Regions from separate parts of the Homo sapiens genome. Here region 2 is linked to region 1. Evidence: chromatin loops called from intact Hi-C (ENCODE). Cell type or tissue: chondrocyte. All regions are shown on one strand. Each heading gives the region's core, and the rest is flanking DNA. Links, peaks and the distances in the headings are about the cores only.

What was found. Peaks named below come from ENCODE experiments on the same cell type or tissue, not always from the same donor. Only the 100,000 strongest peaks of a DNase experiment are listed, where the experiment ranks them.
Region 2: it touches region 1 in a loop (10-fold over the local background); 19 of 110 quality-filtered maps call a loop at or near these places.

What each region holds. Positions count from the first base shown.
Region 1 is chr10:42,864,369-42,869,743 of GRCh38, forward strand. No RefSeq gene overlaps it. Among named protein-coding and RNA genes, the nearest start is that of LINC02623, 4.5 kb to the right of the region's middle. RefSeq lists enhancers at 1,465-2,098, 2,099-2,732 and a silencer at 2,511-2,580. In chondrocyte, for the core only: CTCF peaks have their summits at 429, 629 and 2,472 (motif pointing right); DNase peaks (open chromatin) are centred at 1,507, 1,913, 2,383 and 4,375.
Region 2 is chr10:43,459,674-43,465,048 of GRCh38, forward strand. The region is part of intron 1 of ZNF487 (zinc finger protein 487); the gene reads left to right. Among named protein-coding and RNA genes, the nearest start is that of ZNF487, 25 kb to the left of the region's middle. RefSeq lists an enhancer at 4,564-5,227. In chondrocyte, for the core only: CTCF peaks have their summits at 2,406 (motif pointing left) and 2,608; no DNase peak of the experiment used is centred there.

The sequences.
Region 1 (5,375 bases), core at 104-5,103:
TCTTCTGTTGTTATTGTTTTGGTTTTTGTTTGTTTTGTTTTGTTTTTTGTCTCACTTGTTTTGTTTGCTCAGATCTTTTGATGATCTGGATAATCTTTTAATTTATGCAGGATGTTTCTCTGCTTGTGCAGGCTGGTGGGATGGGGGACTGGATAGAGGACAGGTGTCTGCTTGCCCAGGACTGGCAAACTGTCACTTGCCCTGGTTGTGCCTTGCCAGGAGCTCCCGTGCCTGTCTCTGAGAGTGTCATGAGCTCAGTGGTGGTAGTTGTGTGGTGGATGCACTTCCCCCTGGGTTGGGGGGTGGGTGGCTGGTCCTAACTGTTTGTTGTTGCAGATGAGACACGGGCGCACTTCTGCTTCCTGATGGATCTTGTCAGTCGTTTGACTTCTTCCTGGTCTGGGCTCCTGAGTTGGCCCTCTGCAGGCCAAGCAGGAATGGAGCTGGCTGCTACAAGAGTTCCTTCACTAGAGGGCATCTCTCCTCTCTCCTCCCACACATGGGAACACGCGGGTGGGCTTTCCTCCGCCCACTGTGGTCCACAGCCCGGCTTTCCACTCCTCACCCTCTGCTCTCAGACAGACCTGCTTTTCCCTGGTGTCTGTGAGAGGTGATTCTTCATTGTGCCAAGAATGTGGATTTTTTTGAGAGCAGGGACTCTCACAGATATTTGCACACCCATGTTCAAAGCAGCATGATTCACAAGAGTCAAAAGGTAGAAGCATTCTGAGGGTCTATGGGTGAGTGGATGGACAAGCGAAATGTGGTTATGCATACAGTAGACTGTTACTGAACCTTTAGCAGGAAGGAGATTCTTTTTTTTTCTTTCTTTTTGTGGAGAATGGGGTCTCGCTATATTGCCCAGGCAGGTCTCGAACTCCTGGGTTCAAGCTATCTTCCCACCTCTGCCTCCCTAACAGCTGGGATAATAGGCATGAGCCTATAATATCACCCGGCCAGGAGGGAAATTCTGAGAGGCATGCCAACACGCATGAGCCTTGAGGACATTGTGCTAGATGGAATAAGCCAACCACAAAAGGACAGATACATTGCGATTTCACTTACATGAGGGGCCCAGAATGGGCAAATTCAGAGACAGAAAGAGCAATGGTAACAAAAGGAGGGAGCTGGTGTTCAATGGGTTCAATGCTCAGTGGTGTTCAATGGGTATGGTTTCCTTTTGGGAAGATGAAAAGGTTCTGGAGATGGACGGTGGTAGGGGATATGCGAAAATGTGAGTGCACTTAATGCCAGTTAACCCACACTAAAAGATGGTACAACTGTGCATTTTATGTTAGGTATATTTTCACCACAATTAAAAAATTTGAAAAGAGCTTGGATTTTGGAGCTGATCTGCCTGTTTCAGATCCTGCCATGAAGTTCTACGAGCTTGAGCCAGTTCCTGGGCCTCCTGGTGCCTCAGTCCTGCATGTAACACGGCGAGCGCGTGTGCACACGGCTCTGGGAGTTCTCGTGCAGCACTCAGAGCTCAGCGTGGGCGAGGGCGTCACCCTTCAGGGGGCGTCCATGGGGCCTTGGAGAAGGGAGGCTCCGGGGCGCCACAGCAGTCTACCGGGAGAGGCCAGGCCAAGCGCTTGTTCACCCGCAGCCCTCTTAGGGAACTTTCACATGCTTCTCCCACTAGGCCTAGGCACCCCTCCCCACCCTCCCTGCCCTCCTGGTTCCCTGATCCTCAGTGACCTTGTCCTTCAAGACTGAACTCCAGAGTCCCCACCCGAGGACCCGCAGTGCCCGGCCGCCGCGAGCTCGCGGGGTGTATGCCCGCCCCGAGGCTCCACCGCGCCTGTGTGCCGGGAAGCCTGGCTCCACAGGACCCTCAGGCACTGGGCGCGCCGTCGCTGCAGCTGCCAGGAGCTCCTGAGGAAGTGGCTCGAGGCCCCGGGGCGGGTCAGGCGTAGGGTGGGCCCGCTGCCCTCACACCCGCCCCGGCCGCACACAGGAGGCGCGATCAGCAGAGTCGTTGGACAGGTTTGGACACCGGCTGTCTCTTTCGGGCCTCGGTTTTCGCGTCTGAAATAAAAGCGCGCATCCTGGCCCTGGCGCGGTGCCTCTGCCGCGGTAGAGGTTTCCACCATGAGCCCAGTGCGCCTTCCAGGCTCGAGGGAGAGGGAGTGTGCGTGCGTGTGAACGCGTCACACTCTTGTGTGAACGCGTCATACGCTTGTGAAAGACGGTGCTTGTGCACACGCGTGTGCGTGCGTGTGAACGCGTCAGGGTACCCGAGGATGCACACACGCACGTGTGAGTGTGCGCGAGTGCGTGCTCAGAGGACAGCTCTCAGCAGGCTGGGGACCTCCTTCCTCTCACCCCTGAGGGTTTTGGGGGACCAGCCCCCGTATCCGGGTGCTGCGGGATCCCCTGAGGCGAGCGCGCACCGCTGTGCTCGGGCTCCGGCTTTGTGGGGACCCGGCCTTCCCGGCCCGCACCACGAGGAGTTCCACGCAGTAGCCACGAGGTGGCACCGCAGACTCGCTACCGCGGAGCGCGGCGGCTCCCGGCTCCCAGCAGCCTCGCCTAGGGCTGTGGCCAGGGCGGTCAGTCTCAGGCCCAGGCCGCTGCTGCCAGGAAAAGCAGGAACAATCGCCAGTCACGCCTGCTGATGCCCCTGAAGTGCTTATGCTCCCAGGCATGGGCTGACCGCAACGTGCATTCTCTCCTTTTATGTCCCTACTGTTTGGAACCCTGTTTTTGTTTTTGTTTTTGTTTTTGTTTTGTAAATCTGCCGCTTAAAATACCCAGGGTGGAGCTAAAAGTACAGACACTGCTCAACTTACCCCTGGCTGCGGCCCGATAAGGCCGCTGAGAGTGGAAAATGACTGAGTCCACCTGACTACCGAATAGCACAGCGTGGGGGCCTACCTTGGCCTGCTGAGAACACTGCCCTGAGCCTGCGGTGGGCAGAAGCATCAACACGAAGCCTGTTTTGTAGTCAAGTGTCGGATACCTCATGTAATCATTGACTACTGTACTGAAAGTGAAAAACCGAGTTGCCGTGTGGGACTCAAACGAGGGTTTCTGCTGACTGTGGATGGCTTTTGCATCACTATAAAGTTGAAAACTGTTAAGTGGAACTGCGGTTAAGTCGGGGCTGTGTGCACTAGAGACCTGAGTTCTGCCGCTCCATAGCTGTGTGACTTTGGACACATATTTGAGCCTGAGTGTCTTCTACACAAAATGGATTTCTTAGCATAACATACACATGTGTACGCGCCCGTGAGCATACGCGTGTGTGTTTGCATGAACACATCTGTGTATGCACGAGTGTGTGCACATCTGTATGTGGCTGTGTAAGTCCGTATGTACATTTGTGTGCATGTCTGTGTGTGCATATGTTTGTACGTGTGTGTGCTGTGCATGTGTGTGTTAAGGCCCTGGGGTGGAGCTGAGTTGTTGAGGGGAGATGCTGGGAGGGCAGCCAGCACCAGGTGTTTGTTGGCCAGGAGAGAAGCTGCCATCCAGGTGCACTCTGGGGCTCCTGCTTCAGTGGCACAAGGCTTCGGGATTGAGGAAGCTGGGGGCTGGAGCAGGGCAGTCCTGCACCTCATGGGAGGTGCAGAGTGAGGTCAGGAGGATGGAGAGAGTGCCAGAGAATGGGGGGAATCTGAGGCATCAGGAAAGGAAGACACAGGCCACGGAGAGGGCAGCTGGGCCCTGGGTGAGGCCGGCCCTCAGGAAGGAGGTGCCACAGGTAGGGGAGTGCCCAGATGGAGAGCCCAGGGGTATGGACCCACGGGTGTATGACAGTGGGGGTACTCCTGAAACCGCAGTATTATCCAACAAGCAGGGTTGGGACAACTAGTTATTTCATTTAAAAAAACAGGTCAATGTCAGTCCTCATTCTATGCTTTAAAATAAGCTCCAGATGGACTCATGCTTTACATGTAAAGAAGAAAAGGCAAAAAGAAAATAAAGAAAAGGCTTGTAAGCAGGTAGTTAATTGGGGGCAATCCCAGGATGCAGGAGAGAGGGGATGGAGCCACAGCAGGTCTGGGGAAGGGAGAAAAGCCGGCCCCGAGACCAGGGCCCAAGGACCCATTCAGGCCAGCAGTGCCTTCTGTGCACTTCCGCAAGGTCACACGTTCTTCCAAAGTTGCCATCATGGAGAGGTAGGCTTCCACGTAGTCTTGACTCCACTCGATTTCAATCCTTGGGTGGCTTTTCCTGTGATCACACTCAGCCCTGATACAGCCATTGCTGGGGCCTCCCCTGGCTGGACGTTCCGCTTTTGGTCCACATTCTTTCCTCCTGCCCTGAGGCTGGCCATGGGCCTCCTGAAGGCTAGCTGGGAGGACCTCCCTTCCATGGCTGTGCTCTTGCTCTGCCCACGCTGTCGCCTCCATCTCTACCTCCCTTTCCATCCTCACCACCAGCGCTCGAGTCAGTGGGGAGCTTTTCACTCACCAAGCCCAGGCAGGTGCGTCACGTGAATTTCTCTTGAGCCTCCCACTAGAGGTAGTGGCACTGTTGTCACCCTATCTGCTGAGGATATGCTGGGGCTGGCAGGGGCTACCCAAGACCAAAGGTGTCGCTGTCTCCATCCTGTGCCCACCCAGCCCTGCCCCCTGGGATCCCTTCAAATCTTTTTTTTTTTTTTTTTTTTTGAGATGGAGTCCTGCTCTGTCTCCCAGCCTGGAGTGCAGTGGCGTGATCTCAGCTCACTGCAATCTCCGCCTCCCGGGTTCAAGCGATTCTCCTGCCTCAGCCTCACAAGTAGCTGGGACTACAGGCACCCACCACCACACCCGGCTAATTTTTTTTTTTTTTTTTTGTATTTTAGTAGAGACGGGGTTTCACTATGTTGGCCAGGCTGGTCTTGAACTCCTGACCTCATGATCCCCCTGCCACAGCCTCCCAAAGTGCTGGGATTACAGGCATGAGCCACCACACCTGGCCCCCTTCAAATCTTAACAGAGAAGCCACCAAAGTCTCCTTGGGTCCATCACATGGATGGACCTCCTGGGCCCTTCAGCCCCTGGGCTTCCCTTGAGGTCCTGGAGCTATGTGGGCTCCAGCTCTGGGAAGGTGGACCCCCACGTGTGTGTCCTGCCGTCACTGTCTCTAAGGAGTCTGGCTCACACTAAGTGAGCCATAAGGCCTTGTTCAAGGTCATCTGTCCCACTGATTTCAGACGCATGGTGGAGTCTGAAATCATCTGTCCCCCACAGTGCATTCAGAGCCCTGTCTGGACTAGGGCACACACACATGCATGCTCATATATGCATATGCACATACGCACACACATATGCATATGCACATACGCACACACATATGCATATGCACATACGCACACACATATGCATATGCACATACGCACACACATATGCATATGCACATATGCACACACATATGCATAT
Region 2 (5,375 bases), core at 219-5,218, 600 kb after region 1:
AGGTAGCTGGAACTGCAGGTGCACAGCACAATGCCTGGCTAATTTGTTTATTTTTTGTACAGACAGGGTTTTGCCGTGTTGCTCAGGCTGTGAGTTTATTATTATTATTATTATTATTATTATTATTATTATTATTATTATTTTCTGAGATGGAGTCTCGCTCTGTCGTCCAGGCTGGAGTGCAGTGGCTCAATCTCAGCTCACTGCAAGCTCTGTCTCCTGGGTTCACGCCATTCTCCTGCCTCAGCCTCCCGAGTAGCTGGGACTACAGGCGCCTGCCACCACGCCCAGCTAATTTTTTGTATTTTTAGTTAGAGACAGGGTTTCACCGTGTCAGCCAGGATGGTCTCGATCTCCTGACCTCATGATCTGCCCGCCTTGGCCTCCCAAAGTACTGGGATTATAGGCATGAGCCACCGTGCCCGGCCGTTGAATTATTATTATTTTTTTAGCTAATAGACCAGAAGAATGAATTTAATTATTATTGAGATGATTATATTGTTTTATTCTTTTTCAGTGGATTGATTGATATTAACCTATGGATTGAGTTAATTTTATTAATGTTTTGATTTTCAAATGTTAAATCAGCCTATTTTCCAGGAACAAAGTCATATTGTTGCTTTATCCTTTTAAAATATATTCCATGACAAATTGTTAGATATTTTTGTGTCTTTGTTCCTGAAAGAGTCTGTTGTTTTCTTTCTTTCTTTTTTTTTTTTTTTTTTTTGAGACCAAGTTGTCGCCCAGGCTGGAGTGCAGTGGCATGATCTCAGTTCATGGCAACCTCTGCCTCCCGGGTTCAAGCGATTCTCATACCTCAGCCTCCTGAGTAGCTGAGATTACAGGTGTCTGCCACCATGCCCAGCTAATTTTTTGTATTTTTAGTAGATATGGGGTTTCACCATCTTGACCAGGCTGGTCTTGAACTCCTGACCTCAGATGCCACCCGCCTCAGCCTCCCAAAGTGTTGAGACTACAGGTATGAGCCACCATGCCTGGCTGTTATTTTCCTTTCTTAAAAGTCTTTTTTTTTTTTTGAGAAAGAGTCTCACTCTAATGCCTAGTCTGGAGTGTAGTGGCCCTATCTCAGCTTACTGCAACCTTTGCCTCCCGAGTTCAAGCGATTCTTGTGCCTCTGCCTCCCAAGTATCTGGGATTACAGGCAGGCACCACCAGGACTGGCTAATTTTTGTATTTTTAGAGAGACAGGGTTTCACCATATTGGCCTGGCTGGTCTTGAACTCCTGGCCTCAAGTGATCTAACACCACCTTGGTCTCCCAAAGTGCTGGGATAACAGGCGTGAGCTATCACACCCGGCCTCTTCTAATATCTTAATTTTTTTTTTTTTTGAGACAGAGTTTCGCTCTCATCGCCCAGGCTGGAGTGCAATGGCGTGATCTCGGCTCACTGCAACCTCCACCTCCCCAGTTCAAGCGATTCCCCTGCCTTAGCCTCCTGAGTAGCTAGGATTATAGGCGTTAGCCACCACACCCGGCTAATTTTTGTATTTATAGTAGAGATGGGGTTTCATCATGTTTGTCAGGCTGGTCTCAAACTTCTGACCTCAGGTGATCTGCCTGCCTTGGCCTCCCAAAGTGTTGGGATTACAGGCGTGAGCCAACATGCCCGGCCCAGTCTTTTGTTTTTTTTTTTTTTTTTTGAGACAAGGTCTTGCTCTGTCACCCAGGCTGGAGCGCAGTGGTGTGATGATCATAACTCACCTCTCCCTTGAACTCCTGGGCTCAAGCAATCTTCTGATCTCAGCCTCCTGAGTAGCTGGGACTACAGGCATGTACCATAATGCCTGGTTACTTTTTTGTATTTTTTTTAGAGATGGTGTTTTGCTATGTTGCCCAGGCTGGTCTTGAACTCCTGGGCTCAAGTGATCCTCCTGTCTTGGCCTCCCAAAACATCGGGATTACAGGTATGAGCCACTGCCCCCGGCCTTTGTTAGGTTTATATCAATTTTATGCCTGTTTCAGAAAACATGTTTAGTGTTTTCTCTTTATTCTCCATGAGTGCTTGTGTAAGATTGGTGCTATTTATTCCTTAATTGCTTGTAAAATTACAGCAGTGAATTTTTCTAGGGTCTGGCTTTTCTTTATGAATAATTTTAAAATTATAGATTTAATTTCTTTATATTAGGGAAATTATCCTTTAGAACTTGATACAAGTCCTAGTTGTTTGTTTCTACCTTGTCATTTGTCATCCCCAGGTGGGTGGCAGGTGTGTTTGTTCCAGGGCAAAGCTATGTCTCACACACACTAGTTCACATAACCCCATTCAGACCAAAAATTGTTCACAGTTTACTTTGCTTTTTGTCTCTTTATCTCCAAGGTTGGTCTGTAGTGAACTCAAAGCCTTAATTCTATCCCAGTCCTTTTAGTTAAGGTCAGCAGTGACCTCTAGTGGTGAAATCTTCAGTCTTCCTCTTAACATGACTTTCTTTTTTAAAAATTATCTAGTGAATTACTCTTTCTGTTTGTTTGTTTTTGAGATGGAGTCTTGCTCTGTTGCCCAGGCTGGAGTGCAGTGGCACGACCCCAGATTACTGCAACCTCTGCCTCCCGAAGTGCTGGGATTGTAGGGTTGAACTACTATGCCTGAACCCTCTTACGTGGCTTTCTAGCCACGTAATCATTGATTACAGGCACACCTCGTTTTATTGTCCCTTGCTTTAATGTACTTTGCAGATATTGTGCTTTTTTTTCTTTTTTCTTTTTTCTTTTTTTAACAATTAAAAGTTTGTGGAAACCCGGCATTGAGCAAATCTGTAGACAACATTTTTTTTTTTTTTTTTGAGACAGAGTCTCCCTCTGTCACCAGGCTGGAGTGCAGTGGCGTGATCTCAGCTCACTGCAACCTTGGCCTCCTGGGTTCAAGCGACTCTTCTGCCTCAGCCTCCTGAGTAGCTGGGACTACAGGTGTGCACCACCATACCCAGCTAATTTTTGTATTTTTAGTAGAGGTGGGGTTTCACCATGTTGGCCAGGATGGTCACGATCTCTTGACCTCGTGATCCACCTGCCTCAGCTTCTTGAAGTGCTGGGATTACAGGCATGAGCCACTGCATCCGGCCTTTTTTTTTTCTTTCTTTTTTTTTTTATAAATAGAGATAGGGGTCTCATGTTGTCACCCAGGCTGGAGTGCAGTGGCATGATCTTAGCTCATTGTAACCTTGAACTCTTCGACTCAGGGGATCCTCCTGCCTCAGCCCCCTGAGTAGCTGGGACCACAGCCATGCCTGGCTATGCCTGGCTAATTAAAAAATTTTTTTTGGCCAGGTGCGGTGGCTCATGTCTGTAATCCCAGCACTTGGGGATGCCAAGGCGGGTGGATCAACTGAGGTCGGGAGTTTGAGACCAGCCTGACCAACATGGAGAAACCCTGTCTCTACTAAAAATACAAAATTAGCTGGGTGAGGTGGTACATGCCTGTAATCCCAGCTGCTCGGGAGGCTGTGGCAGGAGAATTGCTTGAACCCAGGAGGCAGAGGTTGCGGTGAGCCGAGTTCACGCCATTGCAATCCAGCCTGGGCAACAAGAGCAAAACTCCATCTCAAAAAAAAAAATTTTCTTTTTGGGCCAGGCGGATGGCTCATGCCTGTAATCCCAGCACTTTGGGAAGCCGAGGCAGGTGGATCACCTGAGGTCATTAGTTTGAGACCAGCCTGGCCAACATGGCGAAACCCTGTCTCTACTAAAAATATAAAAATTAGCCAGGCGTGGTGGTGCACACTTGTAGTCCCAGCTACTCGGGAGGCTGAGGCAGGAAAATTGCTTGAACCCGGGAGGCTAAGGTTGCAGTGAGCCGAGATCATGCCACTGCATTGCAGTCTGGGTTTCAGAGTGAAACACTGTCTCGAAAAAAAAAAAAAATTTTTTTTTTTTGGTGGAAACTTGGTCTCACTATGTTGCCCAGGTTGGTCTTGAACTCCTGGCATCAAGTGATCTTCCCATCCCACCTTGGTCCCCCAGAGCTCTGGGACTGTAGGCACGAGCCACCTCACCTAGCCTCACAACTGTTTTTCTTTCTTTCTTTTTTTTTTTTTTTTAGCATGTGCTCATGTTGTGTCTCTGGGTCACATTTTGGTAATTCTTGCCCTATTTCAGACTTTTTTTTATTATCTATTATGGCAATCTGTGATCTGTGATTTCTGTTATTATTATTGTAATTGTTTTGACCGTATATAAGATGGTTAAAATTAACAAATGTTGCCTGTGTTCTGACTGCTTCACTGACTGGCTGTTCCCCTTTCTCTCTCCCTTTCCTCTGGCCTCCCTATTCCTTGAGACACAACAATATTGAAATTAGGGTAGGTAACTACCCTGCAGTGGCCTCTCAGTGTTCCAGTGAGAGGAAGAGTCATACATCTCTCACTTTAAATCAGAAGCTAGAAATACTTAAGCTTAATGAGGAAGGCATATATCAAAAGCCAAGACAGGCCTAAATTAGGCCTCTTGTGCCGAACAGCCCAAATGTAAATGCAAAGGAAAACTTTTTTTTTCTTTTTTTTTTTTTTGTTTTGAGACAACGTCTCACTGTGTCACCCAGGCTGGAGTGCAGTGGCATGATCTTGGCTCACTGAAACCTCTGCCTCCTGGTTCAAGTGATTCTTCTGTCTCAGCCTCCTGGGTAGCTGGGATTACAGGTGTGTGCCACCATGCCCGGCTAATTGTTTGTATTTTTATTTTATTTATTATTATTATTTTTTTTTATTGATCATTCTTGGGTGTTTCTCGCAGAGGGGGATTTGGCAGGGTCATAGGACAATAGTGGAGGGAAGGTCAGCAGATAAACAAGTGAACAAAGGTCTCTGGTTTTCCTAGGCAGAGGACCCTGCGGCCTTCCGCAGTGTTTGTGTCCCTGGGTACTTGAGATTAGGGAGTGGTGATGACTCTTGATGAGCATGCTGCCTTCAAGCATCTGTTTAACAAAGCACATCTTGCACCGCCCTTAATCCATTTAACCCTGAGTTGACACAGCACATGTTTCAGAGAGCACAGGGTTGGGGGTAAGGTCATAGATCAACAGGATCCCAAGGCAGAATTCTTCTTAGTACAGAACAAAATGAAAAGTCTGCCATGTCTACTTCTTTCTACACAGACACAGCAACCATCCAATTTCTCAATCTTTTCCCCACCTTTCCCCCTTTTCTATTCCACAAAACCGCCATCGTCATCATGGCCCGTTCTTAATGAGCTGTTGGGTACACCTCCCAGACGGGGTGGTGGCCGGGCAGAGGGGCTCCTCACTTCCCAGTAGGGGCGGCCGGGCAGAGGCGCCCCTCACCTCCCGGATGGGGCGGCTGGCTGGGCGGGGGCTGACCCCCCCACCTCCCTCCCGGACGGGGCGGCTGGCCGGGCGGGGGGCT